Linked DNA regions of Homo sapiens: regions 2 and 3 are each linked to region 1. Evidence: chromatin contacts called from ENCODE Hi-C or POLR2A ChIA-PET data. All regions are on one chromosome and are shown on one strand. The core of a region is the stretch at or near the end of the contact, and the rest is flanking DNA. Distances in the headings are between cores, read along the strand shown.

Region 1 (3,551 bases), core at 618-3,117:
ATATCTATTGAATCTTCTCCAGTGTGAATAGATTACCTGCTGCACAATTAATGTAAGAAAAATGCACACTATTACCAACATATTTGTCAAGGATGACCATTCAGAAGCAAATTTTTCAAAAATCACAAAAGTTTTGCTCCTTCAACAGCAGAGTCCCTGATTCTCATTCCCCAGAAGAGAATACAAGTCTCCACTAATCAAGAGGCTTGCTAGTGATCTCACTCACCTATTACAAAGCAAAGAAGTCTCAATTCAATTCTTGAAGAGGAAATAGCTGCTCCGATCACCTTGGGAACACATCATATATTTAAATTGAGCTTGCAACTAACTCCCTAATGAAGTTTCCAAATGAACAGTTGCCCCCGACTATAAAGCATAAAGTCAACGTAGAAGACAACTAAAAGAATGGTCTCGTGTTTTTAAAAAACACATTATACTTAGGCTTCCTTTTCTCTGCCAGGCTTAGACAAGAAACTCTCTGGTAACAGTGAAATGTAATTTCAGATCTGTGACAAAATAATCATGTAAGGGGAAGGGCAAGTAGCATTCGCGCTGAAAAAACTCCTTGGTTTTTCCACTTGTGAAAAGGAAAGGTTTGCCTTAAATTTAATTTCTGTACCATTTCTGGACCCCTGCCTAAACGATACTACTATATCACATTAATCTTACTTCAAGCAAATACTTTTTAAAATTAAAAACTAATCTGAAACTGAACAGGAATCGGAAGACAAACTTTAAACTGAAACTTTTCTGTTGAAAGAATGTATCTTTTAAAGACACATAAAAAGAAATGCAAAGAACCGATTTCCATATAAATGCCACTCAATAACAATACAGGTTATAACAATATTTGACTGCATTAAACATTCAAAAAGGAACACAAAGATACCCAACTGCAAATAAAAGACCTCATATATTTTTGGTAGCGGAATGTGGGGGGTGGGGGGCAAAAATCACATTAATTCAGATTAATCATGTAAATTCAGAACACGTGATGTGCAGTTTTGTGTCGCTCAGAACTCCTGAATCCAGCTTTGTGCTTTTACACAACATAACAGAAATGGCATCTTTCACAAAGCCTAACTTTGACCTCCAACACTTTAACTTTGGGTTTAACCAGTACACCACCTTCGGAAGTTAGCACATAAAAATACAGGTAAGTCAAATGCACTACGGATACAGAAAGGACGAGGAACAGGTTTAAAGGGGAGTTGAAGCAGAGGGGCACGAAATCACCTGGCAGGTCACCTCTCCGAAGGAAAAACATTTCAAGCTCCCTCCCATCCCCCAGGTAACCTCTGGCCTCAGAACTCACTGCCCTGCGTGGGGCAGAAGTTCTGGGCGCTGGAGTCCGCGTCCCCCAGGACACGAGGGTGACCCAAGGGCGCGCGGAGAGCGGCGGGACCCGGAGCGGCGCTCTCCGGGGTCACTCCCCTAGGACGCTCCGCAGAGCTGGGAGCGCTGCCCCACCCCGCCCGGGCCGCCCCTGGGGACCCCGCTCGGGGCTCCGCGGCTCCCCTGCTCCGCGCCGCGCCCACCCGCCCCCAGGACTCACGGTACGCTCCCGCGCCGCTATCTTGCCATCCCCTGCCGCCGGCTCTGTAGCCTCGGCCGCCGCCCCGGGGCTGCCCAGATCCCACAGCCGCCCGGGGGCAGGAGCCGCCAAGGAGGGGGCCGGGCACAATGCGCCGCCGCCTCCGCAGCCGCCGTCTCGCCTCCCCTGTGTCGGCGCGAGGCTGCTTGAGGCGGCCACGGGCGAAGGGCGGCCCGCTGCGCTCCGCGAACCCCGCGGGCCGCCGCCGCCGCCAGAGCCTCCCAGAGGCAACGGTAACGGCCACCGCCACGGCCGAGTCGCTCCAGCCGGGACTGCGGCGCGCGGGGGCGGCGCCTGCACGCCGCTCGGCTGGGGGCGCAGCGGGCCCGGCCCCGCCCCTGACCCGCCCCTGCCCCCGGCCCCGGCCCCGCCCCAACCCGCGCGCCCCCGCCGATCCCCGGCCGCGCGCCCGCGCGCGCGGGTGCTCCAAGGAGTCGGAGGAACGCGGCCGCGCGACGGGCCCCGGACGCCGAGGGTGGTGCTTCCTCCGAGCCTCCGGTGGTGAGGCCGCTCTCAGAAGGTCATGGAAGCGCAGGGGAGAGCGAGGCGGCCGAGCCCAGGCAAATCCTCGAGAAAGGCCGAGTGCGCGACGGCTCTGCGGGGAGGACCGCGCCTCCCCGAATGCGGCCGCTGCTGCCGCTGCAAACAGTGCCTTGAGGAGAGGAAAGCGGGGAACCGTGTTTTCGCCGCCTCTGTAACCACTGCACACAAGAAAACCAGCTTCTGGGAGAGGGGGATGATTGTTGGGACTTTGCGAATTACCTAAACAGCCCAGGGCCGAGGCGCCGCCGCTCGCGTCCTGGTCCTCCTGCCGGGTGTGGGGCTCCCCTGCCCGAGATGGCCAGCGGGCGCGCCGAGAGTATCCTGGAGCCATCTAGTCTTGCCTCGGAGGCGGGGTGGGCTTATTTGTGCGGAGAAGAAACGGATCTCTTAATGGGGTGAGATTTTTCCTCCGTACATTGTTCCCATTTCCGCAGTTTCACTTGGCCTCGGTTTTCTAGCAGAGTAATCACCAAATGAAATTAGCTGGAGAGCGTTTGATGGCGCAGAATCACGGTCTGAAGATGTTTACGCTGTATGCCGGACGCGTTTGATGGTGTTCTCTTCGGCACAATTAATTTTGCAAAGTTCAGAAATGTGCCAGACAGAGCCCCTGGCACGCAGTCAGGACTCTACAGACACACCTTGAGTAGGAAACAGGCTTGTTTGTTTCATCTGTGATTTATGTGATGCACCAGCACCAAGGCCAACGTGTTTTTTAAAGACCTTTCGATGAAACTCCAAAGCAATTTATAAATTGGCAAAATGAAGCTTGTTTTGTAAAATAACTCTTCCTTGTTGATCATGTAATTAAATGGGCAACAAAACACCTGAAAGGACATTTACTGAAAAGTAGACTCCCAAAACAAAAATATGTATTTCACAGCTAGATACGGTCGCTATTAGCGTCCTAATGGCCAACTCCATCCATGTGCGTATTTTGAACACTAAAAACGCCTCCTGTTACCCCTAAGACCTTGTTTGGATAACATTTTTCTATTATAAGTACTCGAAACCAACCCCATTTAAGATGTTTACCCTTATTCTTGAGTCCTTGATGGTTTGGGAAATTTATCATTATTCATATTGCACAATCCTGTCACTGTCTTTTCCATTAGGCACAGTGCCTAAGGTCCACAATATTTTTAGAGGCCCACAAAAAATATTTTAATTTCTTTTCAAATCAGAAGGAAAAAAAATTTAGGTTTAAGAAAGTATTTTAATATATATTAATATATTTGTTTTTGTGCTAATACAATCTTAAAATGTATGTATATATGTGTGTGTGTATATGTATATATATTTTAATGGAGTAAGGGGCTCAACGAAGGCAAAAAGGCCTAGAGCCCAAGAAAAACATGATGTGGCCCTGTTGCCTGGGGTTGAAAAATCCCATTCCATGAGAAGAATTTAGTTT
Region 2 (3,551 bases), core at 427-2,926, 110 kb before region 1:
TATCTCTTTCTTTCCCTTCCCCAGTTCTTTGTGGTTTCTAGTGTGCTATTCCCCTTTCTGCTCCCCACACAATCATTCTGGGATTTTCCTTCCTCTTCAGATTGACTGCATCTTAACACACAAGGGCAAATCTTTAAGCGAAAGGCATCCAGTTCTTAGGGTGGAGTTTGGTGGCTTTTCAGGGAACAAAATGTGGTTGGGAGGAATTCTCCTAGGGCATTGGATGTCCCTGGTAACGCCCAACACACACCAGGCAGACACTGCTTCACTTCTCTAATCCCAGGTTGTATTAATCTACGTTGTCTTGGCATGGGGACTTAGGTAAAATGGATTCCCAGCCAAGAGAGACCGTCCTCCTTCTTCAGCCCTTTCTCTCCAAAGATGGAAGGTCATTCAGTCCCTAGAAAGCAGTGACAGCGTGAAAGGGGCCCAAGCCTTCAGTCTCTGGGGGTTAGTGAGAGACCACTAGGTGGTTTGGGGGAGTAGAGGGGCTTGATGAGAGCAGGAGACATGAGGCCCAAAACCACAGCTACCTCAAGGGCCATAGTGTGTGTGTATGTGTGTGTGCGCATGCATGTGTGTGTGTGTGTGTGTATGTATATGAAAGTATAAATGCATGTGTGTGAGGCTGCAGGTAAAAGTCAAGTTCAGGGTCTATTTCAGTCAGATATCTTTGGTGCCAAGTAACAGAAAGTTCAGCTTAAAATGCCTTACCCATGAGGGATATTTACTATTTCATATCACAAGGAGTCCAGACTTACACTGGATCTTGGGTTGATTAATTAAGAGAAGCAGCTGTACCCTCAAATATTCCAATCTCATCCCTATTTCTTGCTTGCTGTCCTCAGCGTCTTCTCCAGAGGCCACTCCCCAGCTGCCCATAAGCTGCACATAAGATGACTCTGACTACATCCAGTGGAAGTCCAAAAGACTTTTTTTCTCATATGACTCTTTTTAAAAGAGAAGGAATTCTTCCCAGAATTGTATCTCATTGGACAAAAGGGATATGATTGTGTCTCTTCTGTGCTGCCACATGCCTGCCCCTAAACCAATCACTGGCAAGAGAAATGAGAACCTCTTGATTGGCTTGTAACCAATCAATATACCCAAGGCAAATGGGAGAGGGAAGGAACCTGAGCGAAAATCTGGGCAAAGCAGGTCTCTAGGGAATGGGTCAGTGCTAGATTGTGCTGAACCTGGCCTGGGGGGCCTCGCTCTTCCCTCACTGTTCTGAGGCCCTGCATGGGAAATGCAAACTTGGTCTCTTCCTGACGAGCTCAGGCTCTGGGAAGCCTAGATAATAGTTCCCTCCACTGTTCACGATTGAGGACACTGCAGACACAGACCCAGGTGTGTGAGACAGACAGAGGGATGGCTCAAGTGACTAGAGAATGGACAAAGAAACTTTTCCAATGACATTATGCTAGTAGCAATGTTAAATTATGTTTCCTCCTATCTCACCCTTGATTCAAGGACCTCAGCCTTCCTCTTTTCTCTGTGCAAGATGAAACACTGATCACACTAATAAGAATGAATTTCTGAACTAGTCTATTCCCAAGCATTGCTAAGAGCATGTCAGCCTGTGAACCTATTCCCAGCCGTGGCTATAGAGCATGGAGCTGGCCTAGCCTGAGCACCCCTCCTTTCCTCGAAGCTTCCTGTTCTTCTCCACCCTGGCTCTGCCTCAACACCACTCCAGACCATTCACTATCAGGCCTTGTTCCTTTGTCTGAGACGCCATCGCTTGGGTATTTTCCCTGTCTAGACCTTGTCCCCAAGGACAGTCACCGGCCAGAGCTGGCCATCCACAGCCGTGGTCCTAGCCCAGAGTGGCTGCCAATTTGAACCTCTTGGTAATTAGGAAACACACTTTCTGTTGGGGAATGGGGCCCCTGAGTAGTAAAACAGGAAAGAGAAAAGAATGAGGTGTGTATGGGGGTGCAGCCTAAGCTGTGACATTGGCCATAGTCTTGCTAATCTGTCACTCAGCAAATGCTCTCTGGTGGGGTTCACAGTGCTTGGGGAGAGAGACTGCTGCTGAGTGAGCAGTCCAGACCTTTAGACCCGTGGTGCGACTCGTGGTAATGAAGTAAGTGTCAGAAAGTGCCAGACTATCCTTACATCTGGTTCCTCAGGGCTGGCAGACAAAACTGGAATTACTCGGAAACAGATGTTGGTGGTTGATTTGGTGGACTTATTTGTGTATTTCCTCCAGGGTGTCAGGATCAAGATCAAATGTGTTCATGAGGTTTAAAACAACTGCCAAGGATGGCCTTTTGCTGTGGAGGGGAGACAGCCCCATGAGACCCAACAGCGACTTCATTTCCTTGGGCCTTCGGGATGGAGCCCTCGTGTTCAGGTAACCCCCTCTCCATCTGCCTTCAGCAGCACCTTGCGATTTTCTCAGACATTGCAGATCATGCCAGAGTGATTCAGAAGGGAGCCAGAACACAGTCTGCTGGAATTGGCTGAAGCCTGAAGCTTCAAGGCTTATTGGAAGCTCCTGGTCTTTCTTTCCAACATTCATCTTATAGAGCAGCAGTCAGCAAACTATGGCCTGCAGGCCAAATCTGACCCACCACTCTTTTTTGTAAATAAAGTCTTGCTGGGGCCGGGCACAGTGGCTCACGCCTGTAATCCTAGCACTTCGGGAGGCCGAGGTGGGCAGATCATTTAAGATCAGGAGTTTGAGACCAGCCTGAGCAACATGGAGAAACCCCATCTCTACTAAAAAATACAAAAATTAGCCGGGTGTGGTGGCAGGCACCTGTAATCCCAGCTACTAGGGAGGCTGAGGCAGGAAAATGGCTTGAACCCATGAGGCAGATGTTGCAGTGAGCTGAGATCGCGCTACTGCACTCCAGCCTGGGTGACAGAGCAAGACTCCATCTCAAAAAAAAAAAAAAAAAAAAGAGTACAGCAGTATTCCAACAGGACTTTTTTTTTTTTTTTTTGAGACAGGGTCTTGCTGTTGTCGCCCAGGCCAGAGTGCAGTGGCGCAATCTCGGCTCACTGCAACCTCTGCCTTCTGGGTTCAAGTGATTCTCTTACCTCTGCCTCCCTAGTAGCTGGGATTATAGCACGTGCCACCATGTCTGGCTTTTTGTATTTTTTGTACAGACGGGGTTTCACCATGTTGGCCAGGCTGGTCTCAAACCCTGACCTCAGGTGATCCACCCGCTTCGGCCTCCCAAAGTGCTGGGATTACAGGCATGAATCACTGTGCCTGGCTTGTACTCTCTCATTTATATATTGCCTGTGGCCATGTTCATGCTACAATGGCACACTTGAGTAGCTTCAATAGGAACTGCATGGCAGAGCCTTAGGAATTGACCGTCTAGCCCTGTGAGGAACAATTCTGTGCCCTTGTTCTAGTGTGTTACTGCTGCATGTTCCCTACTCATAAATTAGGAAGGGGCAGAAAGAAGACTTGGATACTGCCAAGCACAAAGGCCAAGCATAGAAGTGAGTACTCAGCCTAAGACTCAGCAGCTCAGGGAGGTCTAAAACCCTAAGCTCCAGGAGCCCTGACTTTAAATTCTGACTCTGCT
Region 3 (3,551 bases), core at 477-2,976, 88 kb before region 1:
CCTACGTCATTCACAGCAGGGTGCAGTAGGGAGGCCGTGACCCCCTGGCCATAGGTCTTCTCCGACCTTCTTTAACCCTTGGGGCTGGAGGCGAGGTCCATGATGTTCTCAGTGCCCAGCCAGGCCAGGCCTGATGCGAGCAGCACCCGCCCTCCCCCATCGCAATGCGGTGCCCTCTCTTCCCCTTGCCCTCCTTCCACATGCTCCCTGACACTTGGCAGCTGGCCCCGTTGCTGTTCTGAGGAGGAGGGACTGGACCGGCTGGAAGATGGGATCTGTGCCTGGCTTTTGGGTAGCCGCTGTGGGGAGAGCATGTTGAAGGCTGGCCAGGCTCTTGGCTGAAGAGAAAGGTTTGGGGTGTCGCCAGGGAGCTCAGAGGCTAACAGCAGTCCCTGTCCTAGGGAGGAAGGATGGAGTGGGGCACGGGATCCTGAAAAGCTTTTCTCCCACAATCAGGGTCTGAGGAAATTCCCCGGAACCTCCCACATGTTCGAAGCAAGGGTGACCGGGTGTGGGGTGAGGATGTCCTTGCTTTTCCTATTAAGATGGCCTCCCATAACCCTGCATGTTCCTGGAGGCCCCACCTCAGGATTTCTCTCAGGAAGGTCTGTGGGGGTCTTCTGTGTCCCCCTTCTGCGGCTGCCCAGGCAGCTGCCCCGGCCTGCCCGCCGCTCTGAAGGCCGTGCCACTCTCCCACCCTGGTATTTGTCTTTCATTTCCTGACCCAGTCCTGCTCCCTTCTCCCGGCCCTCCAACACAAACAGGCCGGCTGGTGTCCACACACAGACTGCCCTGCTGGCACGGGCACTGGCGCTTTCCTGCTGCTGCCCCCTCTCCTTCCTCCCTGCCCACCTCCTCCCCTGGCCCTGCAGGAGCTGCTACCCCCTCCCTGCGTGGGAGGAAGGAGCTCGGAAAAGCGCCCGGAGTTGGAGCTGGCAGGCCCAGGGCTTTCCACTTGGAGGAAACGCTGCATTTTTCACCTTTAACCCAGAAAAATATGGTTCTCAGAAAGCTTGTTTTTAGCACTGTGAGTTCCCAAAGGAGGAAGAATAGGCAGTAGGGGGGCCCCCAGCCTCTCTGAGCTCCGACAGCAACCCCCACCCCAGAAGGCCGTTCTTCCTGGGAGGGAATGACCGAGGGGCAGCCTGCAGAGGCCCAGCTCCGAGAAAATAAAGGCAGAGAATTCCAGCTCCAAGCGGAAAGACAATACTTTAGGAGAGGAGCCTGGACAAGGCATGAGCCGCTTCCCACCTCCTCCCTGCCTCTTCCAGCTCCTGCCCAGTCCAGGAACGCATAGTAGTTGCCCTTGGAGCTGGGGGTCAGTCCGGGCGTGCCCACCACCGCCCAGACCCTTAGCTGAGAAGGGGGTAAGATTAGCTTATCAAAGGCGGGAACGACGTTCTCCAGCACTTTCTCCCTGCAGTGGGGAGAGAGCTGCCAGCATGGAATCAAAATTAGAATCTGAAATCAGGGGTCGTACAGCTTTAGCCCACTCCCACGTTATTTGTCAACATGGAGATGTGGGTCGTCCGACGGTATCCGAACTAGGGACTTATCCGGCACACGCTAAACAGAGAAGGGAAATGTAAGCAGCCCTACCTCAACCATTGTGAGGCCAGAAGTCCCAGGGCTGCCGGCATTTAAGCTGGTGGGTCCCGTGGAAGTGACAGGCTGCCGTAAGGAAGTTCCAGCTTACAGGTGGCTATGTTCGGGCCAGCAAAATGACTAATCCAATGCAACAGCATCAGCTGGCTTCTGGGCTAGGCCCTGTGAGTAACCGCACCGCAACCTCACAGTCAAAGAATGTTCACATATTTGATCTTCATAACAGTCCTCCTCCTATGATGGCTGGAGCAGATGGGCATGGCCTATTTGACTTAGGAAGACAGACACTGGCCACAAAGACTGGGTGACTTGCCCATGGTCCCATCACGAGGACGCAGCCACGATGCTGTCCCGTGGAGCTTTTCTGCCCTCACCCTGACCTCTGGTCAGGTGCAGTCTGCCCAGGGACACCCGCATTGTTGAGGGACATTCTGAGGCTCCCTTGGGTTAGCTGTCGTCTGCAGTATAGTCGTGTAAGTGAGGGAGATTCGGACAAAGGCCATGTCCCAAGAGTCTGCTTGCCAACGCATGCCAGTTTCTCATCACAGCCCTGAATCTGCCTTCTTTCAAAGGCCTTCTGTTGCAGGGACTCTGGGTTGAGCAAATCTGAAAGCAGAAACTAAAGAGCTAGTCCAGCAGGGTGGGATTCAGGCCCCTCTACGGGCAACTGGGTGTAGGTTAAATTCTTTTCCCTTCCCTCCTTTGCTTTCATCTCCACAAATAACCTCCATAACCCTGGGGAGTGGTTGCAAGCTATTTCTGCCCAGCAGCGTGTTCCCCTGGGCCCCTGCCTCGCCCCAGCCAAGCCACGAGCTGAAAGAACAGGGAAGGCAGCTGGGAAAGGCCTCCCCTGCCGCTCCTCTTCTTCCCGCTTGCTCTTGCTGAGGCATCTTTGTCCTAGAAAGTTCGTAGCTCCCAGGAGCACTTGCCATTTCCTGGAAAGACGGGAGAGAGAACATTATGTCTCAGCCCCTGGGAGGATGTCTCTTCTTTTCTATTTATCCATCTTGTCTTTCAGTTTTGCTCAAGATGCAAATGGTGTCCAGAGGCATAGAAATTTCCCAGCATGTGGCATGGCCTCCCCCGATGTCCCAGCTGCTCACCTACAAGCCAGGGCCCAGCCCGGGGCTATGACCTCCCCGAACAGCCTGCTGCCAAGGGGCTGCAGTTCTGACTTGGCTAGGAGAGGACTTGAGTTGGAATGTCTCTTCGAAGGAAGGCCAGGGAGGCTCAAGAAATTTGCCGTTTATACTCACTTAATAACAAAAGTAAGAGGCACCAGGCCAGGGGCTTAGCTAAGGAAAGCCCTGTTAGGAAATTGGCCAAAAGAAAGCGGAGGCAGAGAAAATGGACTATGAGGCAGAGAGAGCTGTGGGAGGAGAGGGGTATGGGGCCGCAGGGGTCGCAAGGCTCAGTGCGTGGTGACTTCCGGCCCTGCCGGTAGCATTCCATGTTCTCACTGAACGTGGGGTTCAGAGAGCAACTGTGGGGGTTCAGAATGAAATGGGGGGCCCTGTCTAATACAGTGGAAAGTGGAACACAAGCCGATTGCTTGTCCAGGTCACATTCACACCACCTCAGAAATGAAAGAAGCCTGGGCGATCTCTGTTCCAGCTCCACACGGGGCTAGAGAGGTAAGAGGATGTGCCCAAGGCTGGGGGCCTTATCCATGTGACTGCCTCTGGCCTGGAAGCTGGGAGCCCTTGGGAGTGGGTTGGGAGGCTTTGGGGGTGGGGAATGGAGGGTGAGGAGCGGATGGCCTGCGGGCCCTCGCAAGGATTACTGTAGTTGCCCCCTCCAGGCACTCGCCCACACAAGGTCGGTTGACATTTCATTGACACTCACTGAGGACGAGCTATTCACAAACCAGCCCCTGGCCAAAGTGCCAGTGAGGATATAAAGGATAGAGAGGACTCAGCTCCCCCTGTCAAGGTGTCGCCTGGGCT

Evidence for each region. Hi-C counts contacts between places; a loop is a spot of excess contacts on that map. ChIA-PET counts read pairs that join two places held with the same protein, here RNA polymerase II (POLR2A). Pooled maps may share reads with other maps.
Region 2: a loop to region 1 is called in a map of tibial artery, with 4 times the contacts of the local background. The contact joins the enhancer-like site here to the promoter of LIFR in region 1. A Hi-C loop is called at or near these places in 66 of 168 maps with a recorded cell type or tissue (A673, B cell, CD4-positive, alpha-beta T cell and 41 more), 37 of 37 single-sample maps with no recorded cell type and 46 of 50 pooled maps. POLR2A ChIA-PET finds 5 or more read pairs at or near these places in 6 of 52 experiments (AG04450, HEK293, HepG2 and 3 more).
Region 3: a map of heart left ventricle shows a loop between it and region 1 (6-fold over the local background). The contact joins the promoter of EGFLAM-AS5 here to the promoter of LIFR in region 1. A Hi-C loop is called at or near these places in 21 of 168 maps with a recorded cell type or tissue (HepG2, IMR-90, PC-3 and 15 more) and 20 of 50 pooled maps. POLR2A ChIA-PET finds 5 or more read pairs at or near these places in 3 of 52 experiments (AG04449, MCF 10A and naive thymus-derived CD8-positive, alpha-beta T cell).

Annotation. Positions count from the first base shown.
Region 1 is chr5:38,554,779-38,558,329 of GRCh38, forward strand. LIFR (LIF receptor subunit alpha) reads right to left here and starts at 1,868. Exons shown (of 20, transcript NM_001127671.2): 1 at 1,556-1,868. It overlaps LIFR-AS1 (LIFR antisense RNA 1), which reads left to right and starts at 2,008. Exons shown (of 9, transcript NR_103554.1): 1 at 2,008-3,551. It overlaps MIR3650 (microRNA 3650), which reads right to left and starts at 2,783; the gene lies at 2,724-2,783. RefSeq lists enhancers at 2,009-2,792, 2,145-2,254.
Region 2 is chr5:38,449,100-38,452,650 of GRCh38, forward strand. It overlaps EGFLAM (EGF like, fibronectin type III and laminin G domains), which reads left to right. Exons shown (of 22, transcript NM_152403.4): 19 at 2,216-2,359. All of the region lies in intron 1 of EGFLAM-AS5 (EGFLAM antisense RNA 5), which reads right to left. Among named protein-coding and RNA genes, the nearest start is that of EGFLAM-AS5, 17 kb to the right of the region's middle. Within about 2 kb of position 1,677, at least 2 of the 41 ENCODE cell types and tissues checked have a DNase peak (open chromatin) inside an H3K27ac peak, as active enhancers do; they include heart right ventricle, where a contact is called at or near this core.
Region 3 is chr5:38,466,640-38,470,190 of GRCh38, forward strand. It overlaps EGFLAM-AS5 (EGFLAM antisense RNA 5), which reads right to left and starts at 1,727. Exons shown (of 2, transcript NR_199676.1): 1 at 1,600-1,727. RefSeq lists enhancers at 1-826, 2,194-3,065.